Linked DNA regions of Homo sapiens: region 2 is linked to region 1. A link is an interaction called in ENCODE POLR2A ChIA-PET data of the cell type or tissue named here. Cell type or tissue: MCF 10A. All regions are shown on one strand. Links, peaks and the distances in the headings refer to the core of each region. The heading gives the core; the rest is flanking DNA.

Region 1 (5,370 bases), core at 371-5,370:
AGAAAGTGGAGGTTGCAGTGAGCCGAGATTGCGCCACTGCAATCCAGCCTAAGCAACAGAGCAAGACTCCGTCTCAAAAAAAGAAAAAAGAAAAAAAAAAAAGAGCTTTACCGCCACCTCCTGGAGAAGCGTGGTAACAACCACCCAAGGCCAGGGGTACTGCAGGGTGAGTGGCATGCCCTGGAGCCATGCAGTCATAGCCTGCACCTCTGTCAGAGGCAGCCCTGTCTAGGATTTGGTGGCTGAGGGCCCCTGTCCCGAGGGCCACTCTGGAGAGCATGTCAGTGCCAGCAATCATAACTTATGGAGCATTTGCTAAGTACCAGTCACTATGCTAAGCCCTCTATGCAGATGGTCTCAGCTCATCTTCAATACCTTTCACTATCCTATCCCTATTTCTACAGGTGGGGAAATGAAGGCACGGACACCTTGGGTAGCATCACCAGTAAGCGACCAAGATTCGATTCAAACCCAGGCAATTCAAACCCAGAGTCAGTGTTCTAGTAACTTCCCTGGCCCCTTGCCTTTCTATATGCTGAGGTCTGAGTGGCTCTTCATATGCAAACAGTACTTCTTAGCAAATGAAAGTGCTTTCCTGCTGTACATTAGGTCAGTATTTCCCAAATGTGGTTGTGGACCCTCTGCATCAGGATTACCAGGGCTGGACCAGATTTGGGACCTGGGAATCTGCATGTCTAATAAGAACCACAACCTCCCCATCCCCCCAGTCCTCCTAGCTGTCCCCAGGACCTCCACAACAGAGAGGAAGTCCCATTTCACAGATGTAGAGACCGAGGCAGAGCAAGAACGATGATGAAACACTGGCTCAGAGTCCTGCCCACCCCTCCCCAGCTGCCTGAACCTTTTCACGCTGGAGTCGCTGTAAGTCCTCCTCGTGAGCTGCCCGCTGCTCCCGCAGAGAGGCCTGGGCCTCCCGCTCAGCCTGCACCAGCTTCTGGGCCATCAGCTCCTTGTCTAGACTGGCTTTCTCCTGTGTAGCTATTATTTGCTGCCGCAGGCCCGCCAACTCCCCTGCACGAGAGGAATGGGGGAAAGGGCAGGGTTGGGTTGAAACTTTTCCTTGGGCCAGCAGACTTAGGCCAGGTGAGCCACATGGGCAAAATCCCAGAGGCAGAGGGCCTGCCTGGCATCTAGTTTGGGTCCTCTTGAAGTGGCTTGCCCTCTCTGGGCCTCAGTTTCCCTATATGCTACATGGGCCCACTGGCCCTGACCCCTTTCCTGCCTACCTAGAATGGCATTAAAGGCATAAAATGACTGATGAGAAGGCCTCCCAAATGGGACGGATGTCAAACATATAACAACCCTAGGTCAGGTGCCTTGGCTCACGCCTGTAATCCCAGCACTTTGGGAAGCTGGGGCAGGTGGATCACCTTAGGTCAGGAGTTCAAGACCAACCTGGCCAACATGGTGAAACCCTGTCTCTACTAAAAATACAACAATTAGCCAGGCGTGGTGGCAGGCGTATGTAGTCCCAGCCTCAGGGAGGCTGAGGCAGGAGAATCGCTTGAACCCAAGAGGCAGAAGTTGCAGTGAGCTGAGATTGCACCACTGCACTCCAGCCTGGGCAACAAGAGTGAGACTCTGCCTCAAAAAAACAAATAGGCCGGGCGCAGTGGCTCATGCCTGTAATCCAGCACTCTGGGAGGCTGGGTCAGGTAGGTCACCTTAGGTCAGGAGTTTGAGACCAGCCTGGCCAACACAGCGAAACCCTGTCTATACCAAAAATACAAAAATTAGCCAGGCATGGTGGCGGGCATATGTAGTCCCAGCTACTTGGGAGGCTGAGGCAGGAGAATCGCTTGAATGCAGGAGGCAGAAGTTGCAGTGAGCCGAGATCGCACCATTGCACTCCAGCCTGGGCAACAAGAGTGAGACTCTGTCTCAAAAAACAAACAGGCTGGGCGTGATGGCTCATGCCTGTAATCCCAGCAGTTTGGGAGGCCAAAGCGGGTGGATCACCTGAGGTCAAGAGTTCGAGACCAGCTTGACCAACATGGCGAAACCCCGTCTCTACTAAAAATATAAAATTAGCCAGGCATGGTGATGCATGCCTGTAATCCCAGCTACTTGGGAGGCTGAGGCAGGAGAATCGCTTGAACCCAGAAGGCAGAGGTTGAGGTGAGCCGAGATAGTGCCATTGCACTCCCGCCTGGGCAACAAGAGTGAAACTCTGTCTCAAAACAAACAAACAAAAAACAACCCTATTCCTGACTGAGCACTTACTATGGGTCAAGCGCCCAGCTAAGTATTTTAGACATAACCTCATTTTGTCTTCATAACATGCCTATGTAGTTTATCCTCATCCCCATTTAACAGATGATGAAATGGAGGCTCAGAGATCAGCAGCAACTTCCCACAGCTGCACAGCTACACATAAAGCATCTCCTTTAATGACTGACATGAACATACCCGTCAAACGTTAACTATTTATATTAATGGAAATGACTACAGGGAATGGAAATGGTATAGCTACCATCTAAAAACCATCTCCCGGGTTGGAAACCCACCAGCATTTCCCTTCCTGGTTCTGTCTGGCTCAGGTGTACATGGACAGGAAAATTAATTTCCATGACCCAAGTAGGTGCTTAGTTAATGTTAGGTGAGCAGAAAGAAGCCCTGAGTTCAGAGACTGGATGGGAACGGTGCAGGGAAGTGGGGCTGGGATTCTGGGGCCAAGAGAGTCATCTGAAAAGCACAGAGAACTCAGACTAACAGGCCTGATGACCGATGAACGGCAGTTACTGTTGACTCAGCCAGGCACCGTGCCACGGCCTTACACGCTTTTCCCACGTCATCCTGGCAACAGGCTTAGAAGGTGGGCATTGCCACCTCCAATCATCAGCTGAGGAATCTGCAGCCCAGAGAGGAAAGGGGCTTGCTCAAGGGAAGGTGAGATCTAAGTGGTGGCACAGGACTGGAACCCAGGCCAGCCAGACTCCTACTCCAGTGCTCCCAACTTCTGTGAGACCCCAGACCTTGGGAGGCTGCAGTCTGGGCTGGAACCTGGTGTTCCCCCCAAGTCCCCAGCCCCTCGTACCAGTCAGGGTCTCCTTGGCCAGCAGCAGGGCCTGCCCCTCGGCTTCCAGCTGCTCCCGGCGGGCCTCAAGCTGGGCCAGCTGCCGTTGCACCTCAAACAGGCTGCCCTCCAGGGCTTCCTTCTCCAAGCTGCAGCACATACAGTCCCTGAGGCCCTGGGACTCAGCCTCCCTGGCCCCAGGAAACTGTGGATCTCAGGGAGTGGCCAGGCATGGGCCAAGTGCCAATCTACCTGCCTGGCCAGGCCCACACTCCCTGGGGAAGCCTGAGCCACAGCTAGGACGAGTCGGCAAGCCAGACTCCTTAGTAACTGCCCCTGGGGGCCCGTGCCTGCGTGTGGCTGGTCATGGTGTGGCCCCAGGAGGACCCCCCAGGGCGGGTTGGGCAGAGCCCAAGGCCTTACCGCAGGCGTGTGGCCTCCTCTGACAGGGTCCTGCCTTCACGCTCCGCAGCCACCAGCTGCACAGCCAGGCCAGCGTGCTCCTTGGCTAGCGCCTCCTTCTCACGGGCCGCTCGCTCCAGCGCCTCCACTTGCCGCTGGGCCTCCCGCCGGGCCTGCTCCAGCTCCTGCTCCCGCCCGCTCAGCTGCCGGGAGAGCTGGCCCCCACCCAGAGACTGAGTAGCACTCCCAGCGTCCCCCAGCTTGTTCATCGTGCAGCACCCCAACTCTGGGCCTAACCCAGTCCTGGCAGAAGGCCTGGGTTTGAGCCCAGGGTCTGCCCTGATGTGCTACATGTACTTGGGCAAGTCATGACCTTCTCTAGATCTGCAATGCACGTGTGTACAAAAACCAGGGCCCAGCCAGGTACGGTGGTGCGTGCCTATAATCCCAGCACTTTGGCAGGTGGATCACTTGAGGTCAGGAGTTCAAGACCAGCCTGGCCAACGGGGTGAAACCCTGTCTCTACTAAAAATACAAAAATTAGCCGGGCGTGGTGGTGCACGCCTGTAGTCCCTGCTACTTGGGACGCTGAGGCAGGCGAACAGCTTAAACCCTGGAGGCGGAGGTTGCAGTGAGCCCAGATCGTGCCACTGCATTCCAGCCTGGGCAACAGAGCAAGACTCTGTCTGGAAAAAAAAACAACAACAAAAACAAAACAAAATGAAACAAAAAAAATGAGGGCCCTCACTCAGCTCTGGGAGTAACAGAACCCTTGTATTACTCTAAACTTGCAGAGAAGCTGAATATATAAACCAGACCCAAGTGCAGCTGCTCGGCAGGCCTCAAGGTGGAGACCTGCACCCTGCTTCCTGCACCCCCTACCCCATCCTCTAGAGGCCCCTCCCAGAAACCTAGGCGCTCCAGGATAGACCTTGCATGAAGGTCCCTGGATCCCTGAAACATTAAGGTCTCTTCCAGATGTGATGTTCCCAAAAGTCTAAGATTCCAATTCTAAAAAGTCTCCACCTATTATTAATCTGTATCATTATTATTATTATTATTATTATTATTATTATTGAGACGGAGTCTTGCTCTGTTGCCCAGGCTGGAGTGCAGTGGCATGATCTTGGCTCACTGCAACCTCTGCCTCCTGGGTTCAAGCGATTCTCCTGCCTCAGCCTCCCAAGTAGCTGGGACTACAGGCGCGTGCCACCACGCCCAGCTAATTTTTTGTAGAGATAGGGTTTCACCGTGTTAGCCAGGATGGTCTTGATCTCCGGACCTCAGGTGATCCACCCGCCTCGGCCTCCCAAAGTGCTGGGATTATAGGCGTGAGCCACTGCGCCTGGCTGGCCCCATGTTATAGATGGGGCAACTGAGGTATGGGAGATTGGGCAGCTTGTCCAAGGTCCCCAGCTAGCAGAAGTGGGGCTGGATTTAACCCAGAAGCAGGCTCCAGTGCCTGTGACTTAACCCAGGACTGGATGCAGGGGGCTGGGAGCCCGGCCTGCCCCACATGCTCTCCACACCACCCCCACACACAGCTTTGCCCACCTGCGCTAGCTGCTCCTGCAGCTGGCTGCGCTCATGGCGCAGCGTGGGGAGCTGCTGCTCCAATGCCTCCTGGGCCTGCTCCGCCACTCGTAGGGAGCCCTCCAGGCCCTGCCGCGCCACCTCCTGCTCCAACCGCAGCTCCTCTAGCCGTTCCTGCTCTTCCCGCGCCACTGTGGCCTCCTGCTCTGCCTGCCGTTGCCGGCCCTGCAGGGCGGACTTTTCTTCCTCCAGCTGGAGGCCAGGTAGGAGTGGGGCCTCGTGAGCAGGGCGTCCCTCCCAGGACCAGGACGCCTCCTCCACCCACCCACCAGCAACAATAGCCCAGGGGAGGCTCCCAGGGAATGAGGGACAGTGCCCTTGGGTGTATGGGACACTGG
Region 2 (5,370 bases), core at 78-5,077, 130 kb before region 1:
GAGATAGCAGAGGTCTCAGGCATGCAAATAGACCCTGATGAAATGGAGGGACTTGCAACGATAGAAAGAATAACAGGGAGTCAGGTCAGCCCAGGGAGTGGCCCTGAACCCCCTCGAGGAGCTCAGGGGCGGCCCTTAAAGACAAATATTTATTGAGAAACTACTCTGTGCCAGGCACTATTCTAGGCTCTGGGGATACAGCGGTGACCAGAACAGATGAAGTCCCAGCTCTCCGGGAGTTTATAGTTGGGTAAGGGCAGTACAGAAAATAAACATGGAATCAAGTAAATCAATTAGATAATTCTGAATGCTGATACATGCAATGGAGAAGATAAAACAGGGTGACATGATAAAACATTCCTGGGGACAGGGGTGCCTTAGCTGTTGTTTTTTTGAAGATGTGACTAGAGTTGAGGCTTGGATGTTAAGAAGTAGGCAGCCATCAGGAGATTGTAAAGGAAGCGCATTCCATACAGAAGGAACAGCAAAGGGAAAAGCCCCAAGGGATAGCAAGTGTAGCAGGTGGCTGGAGCAGACAGAACCGGGGGAAGGGAGGGAAGCGAGGGAGGAGGGCTGGCCAGGAGCCAGATCAGAAAGGAATTTGTTGGCCACCCTAAGGAGCTAGGGTTATCTTCGGAGGATAATGGAGAGATTGCAGACCTTGGGGGGTCTAGAAATGAGGAAGGGCTGGCCGGGAGCGGTGGCTCACACCTGTAATCCCAGCACTTTGGAAAGCTGAGGTGGGCAGATCACGAAGTCAAGAGATCGAGACCATCCTGGCCGACATGGTAAAACCCCATCTCTACTAAAAATGCAAAAAAATTAGCTGGGCGGGGTGGTGGGCACCTGTAGTCCCAGCTACTTGGGAGGCTGAGGAAGGAGGATCGCTTGAACCAGGGAGGGAGATATTGCAGTGAGCTGAGATCATGCCACTGCACTGGTGACAGAGTTAGACTCTGTCTCAAAATACAAAAAACAAACACACACAAAAAAAGAAATGAGGAAGGGCTTCCTGGAGGAGGTTTCTCTTGAACTGATTAAAGATTAAAGTAAGTCCAGGCACAGTGGCTCACACCTGTAATCCCAGCAGTTTGGGAGGCCAAGGAGGGCGGATCATGAGGTCAGGAGTTCAAGACCAGCTTGGCCAACATGGTGAAACCCTGTCTCTACTAAAAATGCAAAAATTAGCCGGGCGTGGTGGCACACGCCTGTAGTCCCAGCTACTCAGGATGCTGAGGCAGGAGAATTGCTTGAACCCGGGAGGCAGAGGTTGCAGTGAACCAAGATCATGCCACTCTACTCCAGCCTGGGCAACATAGCAAGACTCCATCTCGGGGGAAAAAAAAAAGATTAAAGTAAGTAGAAGTTAATGTAGCAAAGAGGCACATGGATGAGGGCAGATTTTGGAGCCCTCCTGTGCCCTAGCCCCGTCCAGCAGGCCAGGTGGGACTCCCGCACACAAAAGGTAGCCTCTGCACACTCACTGGCACCCTCAAGGGCTGAAGCCTGGGCTCCCTGCCCTTCACACAGGCCGCAGCTGCAACTCACACCTACTCTTTCCCCTGGGACTCAAACGCCTTACTGCCTGCGCCAGGGTCTCTTAACCCAACCTAGTCTCCTTCCTGGGACTTCTCTGCTGATGTCACTCTGGGTCCGAGGTGGGTCCCAGAGACCAAACTCCTCTTGCAGGCCCTCTGGTGCGGTGGGTAATTTGCTGAAACTCCTCTTCCTCCCTTCTCCAGGTCTGGTGGTCGGAGGATGACCAAGGTGGTGCGTGACTTCCTGAAGGCCCAGCAGGTGCAGGCGCCCGTGGAGCTCTACTCAGACTGGCTGACTGTGGGCCACGTGGATGAGTTCATGTCCTTTGTCCCCATCCCCGGCACAAAGGTAAGCTAGCCTCCCGAGGCTGGAGTGAATGGGGTAGCAGCAAACCAATATATTACCCGCCCCTGCCAGCAGAGGGCAAGAGCTAGAGGAACTCGACAGCATAAAGGAAGGAGGAAGTAGGCTGAAGCTGGTTTGCATGTTGTTGCTGTGGCAGGTAAAATTTTAACCCCATAAATCCAAAATGTTAGCATTGCAACACATAATCAGCCTAAAAATTATTAACGAGAGATTTAAATTCTTTTCTCATACTAAATCTTCAAAATCTGGCAAAGATTTTACTCACATGACACACCTAAATTCAGACTAGCCACAGCTCAAGTGTTCAATAGTCACATAAGGCTAGTGGCTATTGTGTTGGTGGTAATGCTCTAGAGAGAAATAGGTTATGCACCTGTGGCACTGGAAAGAGGTTCTTTCATTTTCTTATGGGTACAACTTCATACCCTGGAAATTCTCTGCAAATTGTGTGGCTGCTTGGCAACTTGGAGATGTCCTGTCCAAGTCCACCTTTGACTCTGAGCCTTGATCTGGTGACATTGCTGAGGTAGAGGAAAGGTGAGAAATATTCCTCTGAAGCAGAGAACACCCTCCCCGTCAGCCTTTGCCACTCGGCATGGGAGGCCTGAGGCAATGAGCAGGCAAGGCACTGGGTCCTCAGCGCAGGGCCTCCCCGTGCTCCTTGGGTGCCTTCCCACTGCTGACTCTGTCCCTCTGGACTGTCTCTTGCAGAAATTCCTGCTACTCATGGCCAGCACCTCGGCCTGCTACAAGCTCTTCCGAGAGAAGCAGAAGGACGGCCATGGAGAGGCCATCATGTTCAAAGGTGAGTGGCCACAGGGCCTTGACAGGAAGTGGCGAGCTGGAGGCCCCAGAGAGACCCTCGGGAGGGTGGGGCAGATAAGCACTTTGTCCCTGAGCACCCAGCTCCACTTCCCTGGGTGTCTGGCCCGATCGGGGGTTTGTGAGGTCGCCATGCTGGGAAGCACCTCTGGCCTCCTGTGACCCTTGCTGTGGCTGGGTGGACTGTGAGCTGCCCACAGCTCCTTAGTGTCACCAGCAGTGCATAGCGCATCTTCAAGCCCTAGCGTATACTTTAAATGGCACCAGACCCAGTGGAGGGTTAAATGGTTGAAAACTGACATGCAGCTGGGTCTGGTGGCTCATGCCTACAATTCCAACACCTTTGGAGGCTGAAGAAAGAGGATCACTTGAGTCCAGGAGTTCGAGACCAATCTGGGCAACATAGTGAGAGCCCCATTTTTATAATACTTTTTTTTTTTTTTTTTGAGACAGAGTTTCGCTCTTATTGCCCAGGCTGGAGTGCAATGGTGAAATCTTGGCTCACTACAACCTCCGCCTCCCAGGTTCAAGCGATTCTCCTGCCTCAGCCTCCCAAGTAGCTGGGATTACAGGCAGGCACCACTATGCCCAGCTAATTTTTTTTTATTTAGTAGAAACTGGGCTTCACCATGTTGGTCAGGCTGGTCTTGAACTCCTGTCCTCAGGTGATCCACCCGCCTCAGCCTCCCAAAGTGCTGGGATTACAGGCATGAGCCACCACACCCAGCCTCTCTATAATAAAAATTTTGAAAAAGAAAAGGAAACTGATGTGCAATCTGCATTCAAGGAGCTTGTATTTTAGAAAGAGAGATAGAAAATAGATGCAATACAATTTAGGGACAGGAAGAAAAGTGGACTTTAGTGGGCAAAAGGCATGGTCAGACATCGTGGTTGTCAGTCCAGAAGTGAGACATTATCTTCTACGTTTAGACATTCACATAATTGGGACAGACATAGTCGGGATGAGGTTTGCATTTGAATTAATCACGGAAAGAGGGAAAGATGATCAGGTGGAGACAACCAGCCAGGTTAGAGACACCATGCCAATTCCTCATACTTCTTTTTTTTCTTTTTCAACTTCTATTTTAGATTTAGGGGGTACATGTGCAGGTTTGTTACCTGGGTGTATTGTGTGATTTGGGGTATGAATGATCCCATCACGCAGGTACTGAGCATAGTAGACAACAGTTAGTCATTCAACTCTTTCCCTCCTCTCTCCCTCCCCACTCTAATAGTCCCCAGTGTTTGCCATTGCCATCCTTATGTCCAACATGTTTTTTATTGTGATAAAATATACCTAATCTAACACATTTGTTATTTTAACCACTTGTAAGGACACAGTTCCGGGACATTAAATACATCTACAATGCTGACTAACCATCAGCACTCTCTATATCCGTTATACTTTTTTTTTTTTTTTTTGAGACACAGTCTCACTCTGTCGTCCAGGCTGGAGTGCAGTGGTGCCATCTCGGCTCACTGCAAGCTCCGCCTCCCAGGTTCAAGCCATTCTCCTGCCTCAGCCTCCCCAGTAGCTGGGATTACAGGCGCCCGCCACCACGCCCGGCTAATTTTTTGTATTTTTAGTAGAGGTGGGGTTTCACCATGTTAGCCGGGATGGTCTCAATCTCCTGACCTCATGAACCACCCGCCTCGGCCTCCCAAAGTGCTGGGATTACAGGCGTGAGCCACCATGCTCGGCCTATTTTTTTCTTAAATTACTTTTGTCACTTTTCAGGTTGGTATCCATAATATATCTCATGCCTGAAAGCCTGAGTTCCCGCAGCTGGTTGATACTTACATGACTGCCCCTCAGATCCAAAGACAGTGTTCCTGACTGTCACTGGTGTCTAGGACAGACAAGACCAATTTAACACCACCACCCTTTTTAAATTCCCCACTGATGGGAAGTTTGTTCTTGGATTGGCAAGCTTGAGTCCTGACTTCCTGGAGGCTTCCTCTCTAATATTAAACATACCCTCAAAAACTACCCATAGGATATAGGGACCATTATTTTTGTACAAATAGGGGCAAGCAGTGCCCCAGATTTCTCTTTGTATTTTAGAAAGAGAGATAGAGAGAAAATAGATAGAATACAGTTTGGGGACAGGAAGAAAACTGGACTTTGATGGACAGAAGGCATGGTCAGGCATCGTCATTGTCAGTTCAGGAGTGAAACATTATCTCCTGGACTTAGACATTCATGTAATTGGGACAGACAGAGAGAGGATGCGCGGATGTGCAGTCAGCAGAGAGTAGAAGCACATAGGAGACCTGGGGAGGAAGGTGAACCAGGCAATGCCAAAGAGCCAAGATCTCCGCTGGACCAGAGCCCACAATGTTTGGGGAAAACACATCCCTTTAAAAGATGATAAAAACTACAGACTTGCCCTCCAGAAAAATGCTTATATCAATCTATCTCCTGAACTTGGATCAGTTTTAGAAAATCACAGATCCCTAAAGTTTTCTGTTTCTACCTGGACCCTCCCTTCTGAGTCCCTAAGCCTCAAAGATTACATCCGGCTTGTAGCTGGGCATCTTTACTGCTGTCCAGTTATAAACCTGGGAAGTGCAATGGACCAGCAGTCTCTTCCCAGATGAGGCCAAAATAAATAAACAAATAATAGGTTAAGAGCATAGGCT

Evidence for each region. Peaks named below come from ENCODE experiments on the same cell type or tissue, not always from the same donor. Only the 100,000 strongest peaks of a DNase experiment are listed, where the experiment ranks them.
Region 2: POLR2A ChIA-PET joins it to region 1 with 5 read pairs; 1 of 35 experiments calls an interaction of 5 or more read pairs at or near these places.

The regions. Positions count from the first base shown.
Region 1 is chr1:16,946,615-16,951,984 of GRCh38, reverse strand. It overlaps CROCC (ciliary rootlet coiled-coil, rootletin), which reads right to left. Exons shown (of 37, transcript NM_014675.5): 17 at 4,994-5,224; 18 at 3,461-3,654; 19 at 3,059-3,186; 20 at 863-1,032. Among named protein-coding and RNA genes, the nearest start is that of CROCC, 27 kb to the right of the region's middle. In MCF 10A, for the core only: a CTCF peak has its summit at 4,273 (motif pointing right); DNase peaks (open chromatin) are centred at 2,775 and 3,304.
Region 2 is chr1:17,072,196-17,077,565 of GRCh38, reverse strand. PADI2 (peptidyl arginine deiminase 2) reads left to right here. Exons shown (of 16, transcript NM_007365.3): 12 at 1,743-1,887; 13 at 2,617-2,710. Among named protein-coding and RNA genes, the nearest start is that of SDHB, 21 kb to the right of the region's middle. In MCF 10A, for the core only: a CTCF peak has its summit at 1,960 (motif pointing right); a DNase peak (open chromatin) is centred at 1,965.